Linked DNA regions of Homo sapiens: region 2 is linked to region 1. The links are chromatin loops, found by intact Hi-C in ENCODE. Cell type or tissue: natural killer cell. All regions are shown on one strand. Links, peaks and the distances in the headings refer to the core of each region. The heading gives the core; the rest is flanking DNA.

The links. Hi-C counts contacts between places; a loop is a spot of excess contacts. Peaks named below come from ENCODE experiments on the same cell type or tissue, not always from the same donor. Only the 100,000 strongest peaks of a DNase experiment are listed, where the experiment ranks them.
Region 2: it touches region 1 in a loop (12-fold over the local background); 1 of 110 quality-filtered maps calls a loop at or near these places.

What each region holds. Positions count from the first base shown.
Region 1 is chr2:159,139,870-159,150,161 of GRCh38, reverse strand. TANC1 (tetratricopeptide repeat, ankyrin repeat and coiled-coil containing 1) reads right to left here. Exons shown (of 27, transcript NM_033394.3): 6 at 890-1,020. Among named protein-coding and RNA genes, the nearest start is that of MIR6888, 42 kb to the left of the region's middle. RefSeq lists a silencer at 2,710-3,004 and enhancers at 2,791-3,391, 10,288-10,292. In natural killer cell, for the core only: no CTCF peak of the experiment used is centred there; DNase peaks (open chromatin) are centred at 4,761 and 5,171; H3K4me3 peaks cover 473 bases; H3K27ac peaks cover 1,615 bases.
Region 2 is chr2:159,221,436-159,231,727 of GRCh38, reverse strand. It overlaps TANC1 (tetratricopeptide repeat, ankyrin repeat and coiled-coil containing 1), which reads right to left. Exons shown (of 27, transcript NM_033394.3): 23 at 7,364-7,496; 24 at 5,949-6,040; 25 at 3,763-3,909; 26 at 2,832-2,932; 27 at 1-2,150. The coding sequence ends at 716. Among named protein-coding and RNA genes, the nearest start is that of MIR6888, 40 kb to the right of the region's middle. RefSeq lists enhancers at 5,635-6,143, 6,144-6,653. In natural killer cell, for the core only: no CTCF peak of the experiment used is centred there; DNase peaks (open chromatin) are centred at 4,087 and 5,417; H3K27ac peaks cover 753 bases.

The DNA of each region.
Region 1 (10,292 bases), core at 841-8,840:
GTATCTTTGTTCGGTTCCCCTCCTTTGTGATTTTCCTTTTTATTAAAAGGTCAGTCTTAGCAATAATTTAGTGAGGATGCACATTTGTACAACAGAAATGGCAAACAGGCAGACTTCCTTTCATTTGAAGTCTGCAGAAGACAAATGGGTTATTTGACCTCTGTACGGAAGACCTGGGAGCTCTGTTTTTGTGATGTTTCACGAACACTGCAACCTGATTCAATTCCTCAAGATTTATGGGCTCTGCAATCAGGGGAAGGAGACTGGTGACCACTCAGTCTCAATCAATGCATGACACCCTCCCTTGCAGTGCAGAGACCTTCACCAGGGTAGAAGCTCCATCCTGCATTGCTATTCAGATGCACACATCACATCTGGGAGGTGGCAGGGTGCATGCTGCTGCTCCCTTGGAGGGGAAGTGCTTTCCTGATAGATGGACCATTTGATCTCATCTTATTTTGTCTCTGCCTCATCTCCTATAAATCTTTTCCTCACCCCACTGACCCTCCAAAATCTCAACAGCTAAAAAGGCACAGGAAAGCGTATACCAAAGCAACCAGATGAGAAGAACGGTGCTATAAAGGTAAAAGTACTGGTAGCATTATGAAGGCATTCTTTTAGCCTCTTTAATTCATGTGGCCATTATTCTCTGGGTGGTGACTAGAAGGTTAATGTGGACATTTTCTTACGTTCTGCTTCTTTCTGCTTTTCCCTACCTCCCCACTGCAAAAACCCAGAACCAAACTGTTGAAATAAATTTCAATACACAACAGCCCAGAACTCATTTAACTGAACAATGGCTTCCCTGCTCAAGGAAAGGGAGAAGATGGTTATTGCTTCGTTCATCCTCTGAAGAGGTATGCAATGTAGTGTCTTCCTCGGGCATTACCATGGTTTCATTTTTGTCTTCAATGGTTATGTGTGTGGCACTTGGGATCCCTTCTCCCAGTAAAAATCCCAGCCTTGTCAACAGTTCTTGAGCTGCCGGCGAACAGCTCGGTTCATTATCGGCCTTTGCTTCTGGAACAAAGAAAGAAAACAATGAAGATGCCCCTCTGGGGAATTTCAGTATCGCATCTGGATGAGTTCACACTACAGCTGCTTTGTCTGGTGATTTTGTGTGTTTCTATAAAATGCGCACAAAGTTGGACAACGCACCCTGTCCTCTAGCAATACATTCTAATTAAGGGACTGTGACAGGTTAAGGAAACAGTAAAACAAAAACTCCAAGTGCAAAGGGTGAGTGAGAAGAGCCCAGTGTTATCTGACGGCAATTCCTAATTCCGAGTCATGTGAAAACGGGTACTTCAGACATCAGCTTGGGTAAGAAAAGGGCCTATCTTTCATGTTACCCTCACAGAGTGCCGGGTGTCCAATGCCCACAGGAGGCTGAAATGAAGTAAAACCCTAGTGGCATGCTGGTAGAGACCCAGGCTATTTAGGTGTTGGAGTAAAACTGAAATCCAAGCTCTCATTAAACAAGCCAGGGGAACGACGTGGAAAATTTGGTGGAAAACTTCCTGTGCACATCCCACAGTAGTGAAAGTCAAAACCAGGATTTCAACTTGACGGTCAATCGTGAAGAATCCAAGTTGAAACAAAAATTTAAAATCACAGTGAAACTTGTCCCAAGAGACAGGACCCAGTACCACTGTTGCCCATGCAAAGATGTAGAAAAATCAAGCTGTATTCTCAGAATGCTGCACAGCAATGCTGGGAAAGCCCACCTTTTCTTGGGTTCTCCCTGAGGTTGGTCATCTGGTTTTTTTGTACTTAAGAGAATTTTATGGTTGGATTTGATTTAAATGTTGAGCTGTAGTTTAACCCTGTACCCAAAAAGCCCAAAGGCACTTAATTATGGCCAATAAATAAAACGATATTCACATCCTTCTAACACGTCTCTCACCTTCTAAAATCAGCATCCATCAGGGGATGAAAAATTTACAAAGCAAGCTGCTTACAAAGCTGTAACTTAACAATAAGTAACCTATGACATAGTCACTCAACATTTTGCTCTTTTTTATTAATTGTCTAGGTAACTGGACTCATATGAACCTATTTTGCTTAGATGTGAAAATCTGCAGATAATGGGTAAAGGTTTTAGGAAAAATAAAATGAGGAAACAACACAGTGATGTTGCCGTTGAGCTACAACAGCACCAACAAAGATCAATGCTCACTTCGCCTTTTGTAAGGAACCACAAAAATCAAAATAAGCAGAGCTTTTGCAAAGGCCATCTGGCTTATTGTCACTCACATATCAGTTTTGCAAGTCATGCACCCAGGATGGCAGCTACAAGGGAAACTACGCTGGCAGCATCTTCAAGAAAGGAAAAGCTTCCCACCCCTTGCTTACTGGTAAAAGCTCCTAATGTTTGGAGTAGGAAGAATGGTTTGCCAGCTTGGATGTTTTTTAGCTGCTCTGGAAAACTGCAGGGGTAAGGAAACCAAGGCTTGACTATTCTGGGTTAAAAGAGCCCTGATGCTTCTGGACCATGTGAGCCAAACATGAAGGGGCAGTGGCCCCAAGCCAACACAGGGAAAAGGAGCCACCCCAGGGCGGGTCGACCTCATGCCAAAGCCGCTCTACAGGAGGTCCCTTCCTACCTCAAAGCACATTTTGATTCTCAAGGTAGCTGGGCGTTTGGGAAAGGAGGGCGGGAACCAAACCAGATCAGCAGACAGAGGCACACCCAAGGGGTGAGGCCCTCAGAACAGGATGGCACCGCCCTCCCTCCGCCTCTGCCCCGGGCCCAGGCAGGGCAGCTACTTTATCTCAGGTGGCAGCTGGGCTGGAGGGAGGGAACAGGACGCAGATGGAAAGGGAAGAAGTGGGTGAGGGGGCAGATCTCCGCAGTTTCTCCACTCCACACCCCCCTTCCCTTTCGAAACAATCTCCACACTGCTCCCGATTGTGATTATGCCCCAGAATGTCTAGCTTCTGGTTCAACCTGAAACACTCTGTGTAGAGAGCCAGAAATGACTCCCATTTGGCAGCTGCCGTGGAGGCAGAGAGAGCAGCTGCAGGAGCTTGGCTCCACAGAATTCACCTCCACAACAAACAGGGCCATGCCTGTGGCTCACTTGGGACTGGCAGGAGGACCCTGATCCTATGTAGGTCCTATGTGCAGCAGGGGGACCGCAACACCCCAGCACAGTGGCTGCTGCCTCCACACTGTGTCTGCAAACAGATACTCCAGGATCTCAAGTGTTTCATTTTTTTTTTTTAATCCAAAAACAACTTACCATCCAACCCATTTCAGATAAGTTGGGGAGCAGTGGCGATTCCAGCTTTAATGGTTGAGTTGAAAAGGGACACCTAAGCCGGGTGCGGTGGCTCACGCCTGTAATCCCAGCACTTTGGGAGGCCGAGGCGGGTGGATCATCTGAGGTCAGAAGTTTGAGAGCAGCCTGGCCAACATGGTGAAACCCCATCTCTATTAAAAATACAAAAATTAGCTGGGCGTAGTGGCAGATGCCTGTAATCCCAGCTACTCGGGAGGCTGAGGCAGGGGAATCACTTGAATCCGGGAGGCAGAGGTTGCAGTGAGCCGAGATTGTGCCACTGCACTCCAGCCTTGGCAACAGAGCAACATTCTGTCTCCAAAAAAAAAAAAAAAAAAAAAGGAAAAGGGACACCCAAATTCATGATCAACTGTTCTCTTAACTGCACAACCTGGACTTTGCTGCTACCCAAGTTCTAAACCCTTACCCGGGGTTGGGATGAATGGACAGACGTTATTTTATTTACTTCATGTTTATATCCATTAAGGCACTGCAACTGTATTCTTCCAAAGGCTTCCCACCTGTCTTTTCATATTATTCTGTCTTCTAAAATGTCATCCCAGTGATCATCCCCTTAAAAGGTCCCCTTCAGTCTGAATTCCTTAATCCAATGAAGCTGTCTGAATCTCTCCCTTCCCTAATGCACAGAGCCCTCTCTCACTGAACTTCTCACTCTGGCAGAAGGACCGCCTGGGAGAAGTGTCACTGAGCCATCTTGGGAGTGATGAGTTGCTTAGGAACTCACATGGACACGCTGTGAAATGGAAATACATGTCTACTTGCATAGCTGTTCACTAAATACTGAGATCTGAACAGCCAGATGGTTTTAGGCTAGTTACTACAAAAGCACCTCCAAGTCAAATTCAAACAGACCACTCTAAATAGCAAGTCTATTTTCATTCATGTAGTTAATATTAAATCGCTGATCAATAATGGGTGTACATTACCCAATACCAGTGGGATGAGGGCTGGAGAGAAGACTTCACTTTTCATTTCACAGATTTAAATATCTGACGGCTGTATGATGGCTTTATTTGGAGATGAGAGAATGCCCTGGGAATCCATTAGGCAAGTGGAGAACAATACTCCCCCCAGCAGCACATTCATGGAACCCTCAGTATTACATAGCGTGAAAGGCTGACTGCATGGAGAAAGGTAAAGGGAAGTTCTTGAATCACTTCTGACTGCCTCTATTCAGCTTCTCACCCCCTTGTGGACCACATATGGGGGCACAAATGCTAAGGAGCAGTCCACAAACTGACCAGCTCCCGACTGCCATCATAACTTTAAACCATCAGTGCCCTCTACAACCATCTTCTCATCTTCCGCCACTGTCTGGGAATCCAGGGTGTTCTCAGTGCTAACCACCATCCAGATCCTTTTGGGTACTGAACCTCTCTCAACTGCACTTTCTTAGTGAGGGAAGTGGCCATACCCACCTCCTACAGGTTGTGAGGCTCAAAACCAATGTGTGTGAGAAACAGCTTATAAACCACAAGATGCTATAGAATTGGTCATTCTCTCTACCAACTTTAACACCAAGAGCCCGCACTTCCTTGCGATTATTTTCTGGTTTCACAAGTTCATATCTATTTTCAAGTGTGCTTGTATGTCTTACATAACTTTCTGTTCATAATTTTTCTGCCTCAAATAGGTTTTTGTAAACTCACTATTCCATGACAACAAACCCCCTTCCTTTTTCTGCTTACCAAACCATCCCAATTTGGCCTGCACCTTACTGCTTTCATTTTCCATTCCAATCATTCTCTCTTGTTTAAAGCCAGGGGAGGAGCGCAGGTCCCTAGTGATCACCAAGTATTATCACTCCATAGAGAAGTCTTTCCTCCATTCTCGTCCTCCTCAGACTCTAAAGAACACTGAGTATTGCTGACGACATTCGTCAGTTCACTATCATGTGACCTATCACCATGTGACCTCGAAGTTGACTTAATACCAAGTGTCCAAGATAGCACTTGTGAATCTAGTCTGCTAAATGAGACAGGCCCTTGGTTTGACATTAATCCTCTGCCTCTATCTATCCATGACCTGCTTCTCACTTATCCTCTTGCCTTCCATGACTCCTACTTACAAGTATTTTCCCTGTTTCTGTCTGCTCCTTCTCAGCCATTACCATTCCCTCCCTCCTTAGAGTTCCAAAAACAGTATTTAAAAAGGAACATTGGCCGGATGCGGTGGCTTACACCTGTAATCCCAGCACTTTCGGAGGCCGAGGCAGATGGATCACCTGAGTGATCAGATGTTCGAGTGGATCAGGAGTTCGAGAGCAGCCTGGCCAACATGGTGAAACCCTGTCTCTACTAAAAATACAAAAAAACTAACTGGGCATGGTAGCACGTGCCTGTAATCCCAGCTACTCCAGAGGTTGAGGCAGGAGAATCACCTGAACCCAGGAGGCGGAGGTCACAGTGAGCCAAGATTGTGCCACTGTACTCCAGCCTGAGAGACAGAGCGAGACTCCGTCTCAGAAAAATAAAAATAAAAAGGAACATCCATCCATGGACCTGCTCTGTTTCTGTCAATAATTTGTTGTTTCTGGTCTGCAATACCAAAACATAGTTATCATGCAGGTTACCTTCAAAATTTTCATGTCATCCACCCCATATTGAAATTATCACCAAACTTACTATTTCTCCATTCAAAATGCCTCCTGAATTAGCCTTTTCTTCTTCAGTCATCCATCACTCAACTTAAAGTCTTCATCCTCTTAAGTCTAGAGGACTATCAGAGTTTGGATCAATTTTCTCATCTCTATTTTTATTTTCTCCCTCTTTTCCTTCCTCTAGAGCCAGTAGGTTCTTAAGCTTTTTGGTCTCAGAATTCACTCTTAAAAACTGAGGACTGCAGGCTTAGGAGGGTTATGTCTATTGACATTTATCATACTAGATATTAAAACTAAGAATTTTTAAACTGTATGTTAGTTCATTTTAATGTTATAAAACTTCATGTTAACAATTAATATTTTAATTAAAAAACTAAATTTTAACTTATGGGTACATAGGTAAAAAGCTGTACTTTTGATTTTAAAGATTAGTTAAGAAGAATGGCATTGTTTTTACAATTTTACAAACTTTAATGTGCAATTAAATAGAGGACAGCTGGATTTGTATAACTTCTTCTGCATTCAATCTGTGGGGATCAGTTCTTTTGGTTGAAGCATGTGAAGAACTGCAGCCTCAGACAGATACATAATTGGGAAAGACAGGAGTCTTTTTAGTTAATTATAGAAATTCTTCTCTGATACCCAGCCAAAACTTGACAATCAGCAATTTCCATTTTTTTTTTTTTTTTTTTTTTTTTTTTTTTTTGAGATGGGGTCTTGCTATGTTACTCAGGCTGGTTATGAACTCCTGGGGCTCAAGCAGTCCTCCTGCCTCAGCCTCCCCAAGTGCTGGAAACAGCAATTTCTTAAAGGTAAGTTCCACTGTTGACTCAATCTGCATCGATGAATTTTTTGTACTGTTACAGTAAGATCCAATGGTCTGTTTTATACTGTAAATGGATCTTTTACCCATGCAAGACTGTGTAACATTATGCATTGGGTCATTTGGAAAATAATGGTTTTACAGATTTTGCAAATGTTGACAAATGTTATCACATAATATCAAAACATCACATTACGAGAGATCTCAATTGAAAAGTCTTGGGAAACCATCAAGCTCAATGTGACAGGTGTAAAATTTCCCAAAAAACCTAATTTTCATTTGAAATGTCAAGTTTTATTATGGGCAACTAATCCTGTCAGAGTTGGTTTTTTGTTTTTTTTTGTTTTGTTTTGTTGTTTTTTTTTTTTTTTTGAGACAGAGTCTCGCTCTGTGGCCCAGGCTGGAGTGCAGTGGTGCAATCTTGGCTCACAGCAACCACCAACTCCTGGGTTCAAGCAATTCTCCTGCCTCAGCCTCCCGAGTAGCTGGGATTACAGGTGCCCACCACCATGCCCAGTTAGTTTTGTATTTTTAGTAGAGACAAGGTTTCACCATGTTGGCCAGGCTGGTCTCAAACTCCTGACCTCAGGCAATCCGCCCGCCTTGGCCTCCCAAATTGCTAGGATTACAGGTGTCAGCCATCGTGCCTGGCCTTTTTTTTTTTTTCTATTGAAGTGCCAGGCTAATTTCATTCCTGTTGAAGAAAAAATGTGCCAAATACCTACTTCAGAATAACCATGGGTTGTCAGTCATTCTTTCAAATAAAAACAATATTCCATTTTAAAAGTAGCGAGTTCAGCTTGCAATTCAATCATACAAGTGCTCTGCCTCAAGAAAACCATCAGACTTCCGAGCATGCAGAAGGGCTTTACTCAGACTTCCCACTTCATCACACAGAATATTAAAAAGATGGGTCTCCAAGGGTCAAGATTTAATAACATTACTTTTAGTGCTTCATCAAGGACATTCTTCAGTGAATTATTTGTGAAGCCAGCACTTGGCAGTGAAGAACACCAGGACTACCAGTGTAGCCAGTGCCTTGACATATACTAAGGTATCAGAAGTTTTACCAACAATTGCTTTTGCAGCATCAGTGCAAATGTCAACAAAGGGAAATGTAAATACCTTCTCCGTATTATTACAAAAGGGTTTTGTACTATTATAAAGAGTTTTGACATCACAAACCCCTGAAAGTGTCTTGGGGACTAGAAGTCCACAGCCTACACTGTCAGAACCTCTGAATTAAGTCTACAACTGTGTTAAATAAAAACCACAGCTGCACACATCTCTCATCCTAGTAACTGATCTCCCATCTTTATCTGTTTAATTTGGGGGTAAAAGAGGGCTCTCTATTCTCACCAATTCCATTTCCTTATCACATACCTATAACTTCAAGTCACAGACCTTCACAAGTCTCCTGAAACAGCCCTGTTAAGCACATTAATTTTTCTTTTTCCTTTTTTGTAGTACACCTTCTCTTTTGATTTTCCTGTAGATCTACGGCCTTGCAAGCACTCTGTCCTGCAAGGTATAAAGTGGCAATTGTTGTAAGAGACACACAGAGGGAAAAATCCATGATTACCAGAATACTGTGGTCTTGTGTGGTCTTTTCCTGTCCCTCTTGCTGGTGCTCCTTGCACCTTAGTCCCAGCTCATAAATGAAATACCAGTTTCTCAGCCCTCTTTTGTCAACGACCTGTTTCCCTACTGTAACTTGCCTAGTCTCACAGCATTACTTCCAAGCAAATGGCTGACCAGTTTATATCCTGAGCTCTTTCTTGATACCCAGTTTGATTTTCCAACTGGTGGCTGGACACTTGCGAAGATGTTCCACCAGCACTTTGAAGTCTCCATGCCTGAAACTGAACTCAAACCAAAACACAGTCCCTGCTCCTCCAGTGTCCCTTAATGTGGTCTCAAAGGCGTGAAGTTGTTGTCTCTGTCTTTTTCAGTTCCCAGGTCCTTGCAATTCCTCAAGAATCTTCCATTCACCACCTCTTCTTCACTGAACCTGAACTAATTTGAGACTTTATCCTCTCACTTAATTACTAAAACAATTTTTTAATCATTCTTAACCGTAGTCTCTTTCCAGTCCCACTCCATCCTACTCTGTTGCCACGTACTATAGTCTGAATGTCTGTGTCTCAGAATGGGATTAGTGACCTTATAAATGAGGGAGCTTGTTTGTCCCTTCCACTACATGAGGTTACAGCAAAAAGATGGCTGTCTATGAACCAGCAAGTAGGCCTTTGCCAGACCCCAAATCTGCAGACTACCTTGATCTTGGACTTTCCATCCTGCACAAATCTAAGAAATAAATTACTGTTGTTTATCAACCACTCAGTTTATGGTATTTTTGTTATAGCAGCCTGAACTAAGACAACAGGTAAATCTTAAGGCATAGCTACAATTAAGTCTTTCCATGCTCAGAATCTCCATCTGCTGGCCAAGCATAGTGGTTCGCACTTGTAATCCTGGCACTTTGGGAGGCCAAGGCGGGTGGGTCACCTGAGGTCAGGAGTTTGAGACCAGCTTGGCTAACATGGCAAAACTCTGTCTCTACTAAAAATACAAAAATTAGCCGGGTGTGGCGGTGGGTGCCTGTAATCCCAGCTACTCGGGAGGCTGAGGCAAAAGAATCGCTTGAACCCAGGAGGCAGAGGTTGCAGTGAGCCGAGACTGTGCCACTGCACTCCAGTCTGGGCAACAAGAATGAAGCTCCATCTCAAAAAAAAAAAAAAAAAAAAATAGAGAATCTCCATCTGCTGAACTCCTAGTTCATCACACAGCTTGGATTAGTCATTACTTCCTCCTTTATTACAGTCACGCCATATACAGGTCTCTAATCCCCTGCCAGACTCTAAGGCTCCATAAAGACAGGACCCATGCTTGATAACCCATCTCAAATAGCATTTAGCATAGTGTTTTTTCACAGCATAGAAACTGAATACTTATTCAAGGAAATGCAGAATGAATGGATACTCTACTTCCAAGAGTCTCTCTTCTGTGCACACATACCAGGTATGCCCCTTTTCTATACTTCCATCAAATAAAACCTCATTCAACCATTGGTTGAATGTTGCACTGCCATTCTAAGAAGCTGAAAATTAAAGCAGGATCAAGGTTACCTCTTGGGAAAGAAAGGGTTTTAAGAAATAAAACATGACTATGCATTTTTTTCAATCATATTCTTTTTTTCACTTTTTTTTTTTTGAGACAGGGTCTCACTCTGTCTCCCAGGCTGCAGTGTAATGGTGTGATCATGGCTCACTGCAGCTTCCACCTCCCTGGCTAAAGAATCCTCCCACCTCAGCATCCTGAGTAGCTGGGACCAGAGAGGTGCACTGCTATATCTGGCTAATTTTTTGACTTTTTGTTGATATGAGGCCTTGCTACATTGTCCAGGCTGGTATCAAACTCCTAGGCTCAAGCAATTCTCCTGCCTTGGCCTCCCAAAGTGCTGGGATTATAAGGGCGAGCCACCACACCCAGCCCCTTTATGCTTTATACCTCTTTAATCCTCTATACCTGTCTGACCATCTAAAATGGTAATAAAAAACATAAG
Region 2 (10,292 bases), core at 1,186-9,185, 81 kb before region 1:
CATGACTCCAAATGGCTTATACTGTTTCCAAATATCAAAAACACCTTCAAGCACAAATATAGGTTCCAAAAGTGCTATAAAAATATATGAATAAGAACCATAACACAGAAATAAGTGTTTAATCCCTTTATAGGAACTGCTATGAAGAGAATACTTAGGTGTTCTCATATTCTGCTTAAAAAAATTGGCTGCGTTTACAGTCGCACTTATATTTAGCTAGAACTCACTCAGAACTTAATTTTTATGTATATATAAAATGGGATTTGACTCAATGGAACTGTAACTGTAAAATTCCATCGTTTCCAGAATACATCACTTGGATGTACATCACTTGGTCATGAGTTAAACCTGTTACTCTTGAACAATAGACATATTTATTCTCTAAGTAAGTTCTGTGATTCTACCATATAGCAAAGGCAAGGAAGAAAGTGGCAAAAGCCAAACAATTTCATAAGTGAGAGTCATTAATGTCTTCTGGGCTGTCTTAAAATTTTAAGTTGATATAATTTTCAATTCTGTTTAGCATTCTTATTTATGGTGATTTCTAGCTATTAAAGAAGTTTTATCCCACATTTTAGATATATCAATGGCATCAGATCCACCCCAAAGAAAAAAAATGGCTAAAAAATAATTTTTCTGATGAAAAAAACTATTTAATTTACCACCAGGAGTCAACACACGTTTCCAAATTCCACAAATGGGGATTTCTTAAGGTTCACACATTTGACTCTATAAATGATCGCTTTGGTTTGGCTGCAGTGAGGTGGCTCCTGTGGGCTTCATTACTAATATGAGGCTGCTGTTTGGAGATACTTTCCTGGTACAGATGAGAAACAGTCTTAGTTATCCTGTTCTCTTGAGAGTGGACTGGAATTTGGCACTTGCTTTCTTCTAGCTCCTTCACTTGTGCCCCATTGTGGACACTTGCACTCAGGGTAGAAACAGAACAGGTTTTGGCTTGGTTATTATATCCTCCCACTTGCATGAGAGAGGGCTTCTCAGTGTTAGCAGACTGCAGGCCAGCTGCAGAAGACGTGTTTGTCAGCAGCCCCTCTGGTGCCGGACAGTGCCAGCTGCGGCTTGGAGGATTGCTCTGCTGTTGGAACCTCGCAGTCTTATCCATGATGCCCATGAACGGCGTGTTGCGGGGTCTGTGCTCAGCTGTACCGCTCTGAACGTGGGTTACAACCTTGTCTTTAATTCTAGTATCTGGTCCTTGGACCTTGAAGCCATCTGAAAAACTGCTGCTCGAAGTCAAACTACTGGTTGAACTTGACATCTTTATGCTGCTGGATGGAGAACCAGAAGAGCCTGAGCTGGTGAGGGAAGCTGGGTGTCGCACGTCGCTGCAGGTCGCCAGCCCACCTTGGTTTGGAGGGGCTGCGTCCACAGCCACGGAGGAATGAGACAGAAGCCTCTCTGTGGTTTTCGTCTTACTTGGTAAAGGGTGTGCAGGGCCATTCTCACCACACTGCAGGCGGACATTCTGGCTGGGGCCCAGCCGATCCCCAAAGTGGCCACAACCAGCTCTTGTAGTGAAAGTACCTGTTCCCTCTAAATGCTGGGTTCTGCTCCCAGCAGGAGTGGCAGCGATTCTCCCTGGCATGGGACTTGGAGGAGGGTTCTGAGAAGAGATCTGAACTTTCATACTGCCATTTCTCACTGCCGACTGGCCAGAGCCCAGGTGCTGGCTGGTTTTCACGATCTGGGCCTGCTTGGAGGGCTGCAGGAGCAGCCCTGGCTGGGCCACAGGCTCTCTCAGGGACTTGCCGATTCCTGCCCTGCTCTGTGGCGATACCGGCCTTCCTTTGGACTGTAACCCTTCTTGAAGGTTTCGGATGTATGAGGAAGGGACAGATGAGGATGGCTGGGACCTGGGAGTTGGGGAAACAGATTCTTCCTGGGGAGAAGTTTCTTCCTCTTCAGTCTCCTCAGAGTGAAAGTGGTCACTTAAGCCAGGGGTTGGGGTGTCCTCTTCGTTCTCGGAGTCGTTGAGTGGAGCTGGTAGCGGGCCCTGCTGTTTTTGCTGTTGACTCCTCTGGAGTTGTTTGCACTCCTCTTCTACGCGGGCCAGAAGCCTCTTGACTTCCTGATTGGTGGGACAGAGTTTCACAGCCTCTTGCAGGTCAGCCAGAGCTGCCACGAATTGCCTTTGTAGGAAAATGTAAGGTAACATTACAAACCACACACGAACATGCTCAGAGTGTAACTGTTCATAAAAGAGCTGTGCTCAAAGGAAAGAGAAGGTAGCAAGTGAGTTTTGAACACTTACGGTGGTGGCCAGGACCCACTTAACCAGCCCAGAGTAACTCAGCTAAGTGGCAGTGCTGAATTCTAACCTAGGTAGGTGGGACTCTACAGCCCTGCTCTCCATAAAGACCACTGGACTGGGAATAGGGAGAAGCATGAATCAGTGGGCGCCAGAATCTTTTTAATATTGTTACCATCCCATGGTAACACTGTGCCCATCTCTCAGTCAACAGGCTTATATCACTCTTCCCCACCTCTGAACTTCCTAATGTCCCTAGTTGGCAGTTTCCTTGAAATATGGACTAAACTAGGTAGGAAGTTCATGTTGCAGTAAGTTTCACGTGGGGGGAGGGGTGGGAAGGAATGATTATTGAGACGTCAGGAGAAAATAGAAGTTTACTCATCACTGATAATGTCCACTACTATGCCTCTTGGAAGCAGGTAGTAATACTAATTCACTACTAAAAAGGATGAGAGGCACCTGAGCAACACTTCTGCAGCAAAACCTCCCCAAATTCAACAGGCAGGTTTGATCCCACAAGAAAAAAAGCTCTAGACACAAAGATAACCACAGACGGTACCTGCTATTTCTCTTCGCTCTTGCTCTGGCATAAAAGGCTTCATAGGACTTGGGCTTCAATTCGAGAGCCTTGGAAGCAAATTCCTCTGCCATGCCAAAGTCCTGGTGTCGACAAGAAATACAGGAGTCAGAAGCAGCCTGGACACACGATTGTGGGAAGCCCGTCTAGTTTTGTTCTAAAGGGTAGCAGCGCTCTGAGGCACAGCCAGAGAGGGAGGAAGGGAAAGTTCCGTTTTCTATCTTGTTTTAAAGTGAGGAGATAATGATGGTTGATTAATATCATTAGGAGAAGAATCCACTATGAAAACAGTGGTAGTAACAGTGCCCCAAGAAGGCCAGATGGTGGAACCTCACAGCCCGGTGGAGGGGCAGCCTCAGAGAGGAGCGCAGACACTGCATCTATTCCGGCAGCAGGGCACAGAAGCAAGCAGCTCAACAGACTGGGGCAGGAGGACACAGTTAAAAAAAAGGTAGGAAGTACTACTGAAACAGATCTACTAGTTACAAATCGACTATGAGTTCCCCACGACCGGTTACAAATTAGTTACTGGCAGACCCTCTGAGCAAACCTAACACAGAAGGCAGGCCCACCACAATAGGCTTGGGTTGGACTCTCCTGAATCCGGGGACGGCAGTGCCAGCAGCAACAGTGTTGGGAAGCTGCAGAGGAGCAGACTGCATTTGCTTCTCATTACTGAGGCCAAGGAAACGAAACCCAAGTGCATTCCTTCAACATCATGCGAGGAGCGTAGCAGCCGTGACCAAACGATAGTCACGGATAGGAGCTGTTTCCCACATGCCAGGTTCATGTAAATGTGCAAGCAAATTGGACAGGAGGGCCCAGGATCTGGTCTGGAGAAGGGCTGGCCTTCACTGCTGGAGAAGGGCTCTGTTGCTGGAAGACTGGGTTGGAATAAAGGGGCACAGCTTACATTTGTTTTTCTTCGGCATCGCGACAAATTGAGATAGAGGGAAACCCTTAATTCATTGAAGGGTCTCATGTCCTCTCCGAATCCTTCTCGAGGAAACTTTCTTAAGGCATACTGGTACCTCTGGGCTGCCTCTTTCATTTTCCCTTTCTAGGATTCAAAAATCACAAACATTTGTCCTTTTTCAGAGGTTCTAAAATGAATAACTCCCACACCTGGAACACCGTGGGGAGTTTACTCCCCCCTGCAAACCCACGACAGAACATTGAAAGCATCCAAACAAGTGTCAAGGTGGGAGCTAGTTCACTAACTGGGCTGGCACATGAGGGCTTCACTGTCCTCACATGCACCCGCATCCTGTGGTTACACAGTGAGAAAGAAGCTGGTTTTACAATAAGGTGTCTGTAAACTGCTAGATTGATAATTACCAAACTTAATGAATCAGATTACCTTCTGGTATGTATTTTTGAAAATTATTTCAAGAATGATCTCAAATCTATTTGAATGCTAAGTGTAATAGAAATCAGATGAAAAACTGATCCTATTCCTAGGACAAGTAGCATCTTGTAGATAAACCTAGAGAGCTTGCTGCAGAATAATAATTTTTCTTCTAAGAGGAATTAAAACATGGGCTTTAAAAATCAGAACAGCACCACACATCATTTTCAAAGCTAAAAAAATCCATTTGCTCAGTCAGTCCCATTGCACAGCAGGTATGAAGCCTGTTGAAAATGGCTTCCTATTTCTGACATAATTGCCTACCAATCCATATTAAAAGCACTTCAAAGCCACAACAATACACTCAACTCAATTTCAAGCTGATTCCAAGCCAGGAACCCTGCTGGGTCATGCTATATTGCCTATTTATTTGTTACTATTTTAAAAAATGAGAAGGAAAAAATCTACAACATACCAAATACAGCTGCCTAACAGTAAAAAGGATTAACATGGTCATAATCTAGTTTTTCCCCTATAATCTTTTAATTCTGTCTAATCACAGAGCTGCAAAGAATAGTGACCTATGCAAATGGCCTGCATATCTATCTAAACCAGGGGTTGGCAAACTATAGCTTGGATACTAAGTCTGGCCAGCCACCTGTGTTTACAAATAAAGTTTTATTGGGACACAGCTGTGTTCATTCACTCTGTGCTATCTGTGCCCCCACATCAGAACTGGGGAGTTGTGACAGAGGCCACACAGTCTGCAAAGCCTAAAACATTTACTGTCTGGCCCTTTACAAAAAAAGTTTGCTGACCTCTGACCTAAACTGATGTCTTATTTGGAAAAATTTAAAGTGAAGTTTATTGATCTGTAAATCATATTTCCATTTCCAAGGGAAAATGGAAAAAATTAATTCAGTCTTCTGAGTAACTGAGGTATTACTTGACTGTATTAAGTAAAAATCTCTAACAACACTTTCAAATTCTAGAAATTAATAGATATTAAAAATTAGGAAAGGCTTAGGAGACAGAATAACCCTTTTCTTCTAGAAATGTCTGCTGGGTGTTCCTCTCCCACGTCTCATGACTGTGCCTCAGCATGGTGTTCTGAACTCAGAATGTGAAGGGCTGAGGAACCTTCTCTATGATGTTCAGTTGACCTAGAGGTGACTCAGCTTCACGCCATGGCTTCAGACAGGAAGTCACCACTACAACCTCAAGGATTAGCTCAGAAATAATGGCTCTCAGACACAAAGAGAGGTGCTTTCTACCTTTAAGATTCTGCCGGAAAGATATTAAGCCAACAACGGGCATGAGGCCAGGTCAGCACCTCTTGGCACTTTTTTTTTTTTTCTTCTGAGACTGAGTCTCACTCTGTTGCTGAGGCTGGAGTGCAGTGGTGCAATCTCAGCTCACTGCAACCTCTGCCTCCCAGATTGAAACAATTCTCCTGCCTCAGCCTCCCGAGTAGCTGGGATTACAGGCACCTGGCTGATTTTTGTATTTTTAGTAAAGATGGGGTTTTGCCATATTGGCCAGGTTGGTCTGGAATTCCTGGCCTCAAGTGATCTGCCCACCTCGGCCTCCAAAAGTGCTGGAGTTACAGGCGTGAGCCACCCCACCCAGCCACTTTTTGCACTTCTATTACATGGAGACTGTGCAGTAGCACAGCTGTAGCCATTATGTACCCAATTAAGAGGGTGCTCCCAGGCAGTTTCAATGGCAAAGAAAAGGGCGGAACCACTTACTTTGTACATCACATTTCCTTCCTCCATTAATTTCTGTAAAAGTATAATCAAGATATCAGGTTTGGAAGTGGCCATCGCCCAAGCAGCATTTCCTGCAAAACAAACACGCATTCAGAGGCACTTCAGAGGCCCTGCGGAAAGGATCCCAATTCCTCCGTGGCCCCACGGCTGGAGGTCAGCACCAGCAGGAGCCCAGCTGCAAGGACCACAGCACGATGAGGGAGGGAGCAGGACGCCGGCGAGGCTGTTGCTAATCCTTTCCCACTGACCTGGGCACTCAAATCTGTCCTTGTTATTTTACTGAAAAAAGTAATGAGAAACGAAGGCATCCGAGCAGCGAAAACTCATTCCTCCCTTCCGGGTGGGATGTGGGGAAAATTAATTAAATGAGGCCTTAGCATAACCTCCTCAGTTCCTGCAGCGGCCACCGTGCAGGCATGTGTTCTCAGCACGCAGTCCCTGTGCTGTGTCATCTGCTGTACTCCGAGATGTCATGGCTTCTCTCTCCTACCCTACAGCTCGGCCACAACCTCTCTAACCCCTGCCTGAGCTCTCGGGACACTGTGGGAGGAGTGCTGAAGAGCACAGCCCTGGAGCCAGCTGCTAGGTCCCCACGGCGAGTACCACAAGGCAGTCCTGGGGGAAGCCATTTAGCTGCTCGGTGCCTTGGTTTCCTCATCTGTAAAATCATGGGATTGTCACTGAGACTTTCAGGGCTGTGGTAGGGATTAAGGCAGAGGGCGAAACTGCTTGGATAGTTCCTGGCACTATTCACTGCTTGACAGTATTAGTGAATAGCATTTTCATCACAGTGCCCTACCCAGAGCTGCTCCTGACCAAGGGCTCCATACATCAAACCAAAATAGTGACCCTCCCCACATCTGGAATGGTGTGTTTGTGTCAAAGCCAGCCACGTGGAAAGGGCTTTCCCTACTCAGGGTCCCCCACACAATCCTCAAGTATCGTCCTAGTTTGTCTCCATGAAATCATACTACTACTTCTTCACAGAAACTTGCTGTGGTGGCCATTTCCCCACACAGCTGACTGGTGGCTCTAGAACAGTGGCTCAGCCTCCGCTGCTGCTCAGAGTCACCTGGGGGAGCTTTCAGCAGCACTACCCGGCCCCACCCCACAGCAAGAGGCTGTGGTTCCTCTCTGGCGTGGTTCCTGGCCACTGATACCACTCCAGACTGTCCTTCAACACCAGCCTCTGCTTTCCACACCCTCCCCGCAGAAACACCGTGAGCTACTTACACATTGTGTATAATGGTGATTAAGTGAGACTGAGACAGAGATCTGCAAACATCTGACATCTTACTTCCTAACCTGGGAGCAGGTCACTCTCTGTGCTGTCTAGGCTTCTACAATCGGGAGCTCACCGCTCCTCCTGCTCAATGGAGGCAGTGCTCACTGACCTAACTTGGCTCCCTTTCTGAGTAGCGCCACCACTACAGATGTGTTCCGGCAGCCGATGGCTCTGTCCAAGGGCCGCATCCCGCTGTGGTCCACATGCTCGATCACGGCTCCCTTCTCCACCAGGTACAGCACCTGCAGAGACAGCAGAAGCCTAAGCAGCAGCTGGGAACAGGAGTTCAGGGGCGCACACGGATTTAGGGGTGGGCAGTCTTAGCTTCACTCTGATTTTAGATGCCTCTGCCTATTAAGGATCCTAGACTAGAAATAAAGTGGACACGAAACAGAGAAGAGGAGCTGCAATCCACAGCTAAAACCTTCACTGCTGAAGAGATTTTGCTGTCAGGGATGAGGAAAGCAGGGGACACGCTACCACAGGTGGGTGTGTGCACACATGCGTGATCTGTCTCTGTCTCACACCACTTCCCAGGCCACAGAGACGGGACATAGTCACCTTTGCATCTCCAATGAAGTAGGCAGCAGACTTCTTCAATGAGCTCTAACAAATGAGCAGGCCACAGCAGTGGTGACTTTAGAAATACTCAGACCCACACAACCTGTGCACGGCAGACTGTTAAGATTGGCAGCTTGGGACCGGATGGACCCGAGTATAATCCACTTCAAAGAGATGTGAAGGAAATTGGGAGAGTAAAGATGGCAAGTTTGATACCACGGTACAAAGACTGATTTGATGTGATATAATAGCTGTCAGTTGAACCAAACTGGAAACAAGAGGAAGAAATACTGTGGCCACTAAAATTTCTCCATTTACTGGAGCCATTTTAGCCTGTAGCCATTTTTTAGCCTGTGGCTATTTTAGATTTTCATGTGAATCTAAAAATATATGCTTCCTATCATCCACCCCATTATTCAAAATGACACTAACTAGAGGGATTATCTACACAAAGAACTACAACCCAACTACAAAAACCAAATAACCTCATCTTTAGAATGGGCAAAGGACTGGAATAGATTTCTACAAAAATGATCAACAAGTGCTCAACAAGCATATGAGAAGATGTTCACCTTATACCCATTACGATGGCTACAATTAAAAAAAAAAAGCTACTATTAAAAAAAGCACCTCAGACATGCAGGGCCATGGCTTCCACTGCCAGGTCTGCAAGCACCTGTCTGTCCAGCTAGTCCTTCCACAAGTACTGGCTGGGCGTGATGGCTCACGCCTGTAATCCCAGCACTTTGGGAGGCCGAGGCAGGCAATCACCTGAGGTCAGGAGTTCAAGACCAGCCTGGCCAACATAGTGAAACCCCATCTCTACTAAAAATACAAAAATAAGCTGGGTGTGGTGGTGGGCACCTGTAATCCCAGCTACTCAGGAGGCTGAGGCAGGAGAATCGCTTGAACCAAGGAGGCGGAGGTTGCAGTGAGTTGAAATTCTACCACTGCACTTCAGCCTGGGTGACAGAGTGGGACTCCAACTCAAAAAAACAAAAACAAAAAACAAGTATTGGTGACGATGTGGAACAATTCTGGAGCCCTTATGCACTGTGCTATGAATGTAAAATGGTGCAGCAACTGTGGAAAAAAAGTAGGGCAGTTCCTCAAAAAATTAAAAATACAATCACTATATGAGCCAGAAATTCTGCTTCTGGATATATACCCCAAAGAACTGAAAACAGGGTCTTGAATAAATACTTGGACACCCACATTCATTGCAACATTATTCACAACAGCAAAAAACATAGAAGCAACCTAAGTGTCCACTGACAGATGACTGGATAAACGAGATGTGGTGTATACGTACAATGGAGCAATATTCATCCTTACAAAGGAAGGAAATGCTATTCTAACACACGCTACAACATGGGTGAACCTGGAGAACATTATGCTATGTGAAATAAGCCAGTCACAATGAGACAAATACTATATGATTCTACTTACATGAGATATCTAAAGGGGTAAAAAAACTCACAAAGTAGAGTGGTGGCTGTGATGGGCTGGGGGAGATGGAGAGTTGTTTAACAAATACAGTTTCACCTTTGCAAGATGAAAAGTTCTGGATACTGGTTGTACAACAATGTGAATATACTTAAACTACTGAACTCTATATGTTTAGAAATGATTAAGGGTAAATTTTATGCTATGTGTTTTTGCCACGGTATTAAAAAAATTATGTTGGAATGCTAAGCTCCTTCACTCTTCTCTAATTTTGATAAACTACACAATGTGGGAAGGTAGCTGAAAAATAAGTGTAGACATGTGAGATTTAGTTGAGTATGTTTTTGAAAACTGACATGAAGTAGAGTTTACAAGGTACTGAAGTTTATACCATTGAACTCTGACAGCGCTGCCTTCTAAAAGCACCAAGGCACAGAGGTACAGGGCCATGGCTTCCACTGCCAGGTTTGCAAGCATCTGTCTCTCCAGCTAGTCCTTCCATTAGATGTATTGAATTATTGGAAACTGGTAACTCTCATGTAGCTGACCATTTCTCTGGCACCTGCTGGGTGCCTGGGACATGGAGCCTGATAAAATCAGTTTCTGCCCTGAAAGACATTTCACGGTTCTCAGTTTATCAAGGTTTTATTCCCTCAAACCTCGATTAGACATGGGCATTTGGCAAAGAGATAAAGATAGTGCCCAAAGCTTTCCATATTATTTTTAGGCAATGCCATATCACTTTAAAAACAACCAGTATATGTACATGATGAAATACTATGCAGGCTTTAAAATAAGGAAATCCTGTCATTAGCCACAACATGGATGAAGCTGAAGGACATTATGGCTAAGTGAAATAAGCCAGGCACGGAAAGACAGCATGATCTCACTTATATGTGGAATCTAAACAAGTTGAACTCACAACAGAAGCAGAGAACAGAAAGAGGCTGGGAGACAGGGGGACCTGCGGAAAGGGTAGGCACCGGTCAAAGGGTACGAAGATTCAGTTAGACAGGAGGAGTAACTTCTGG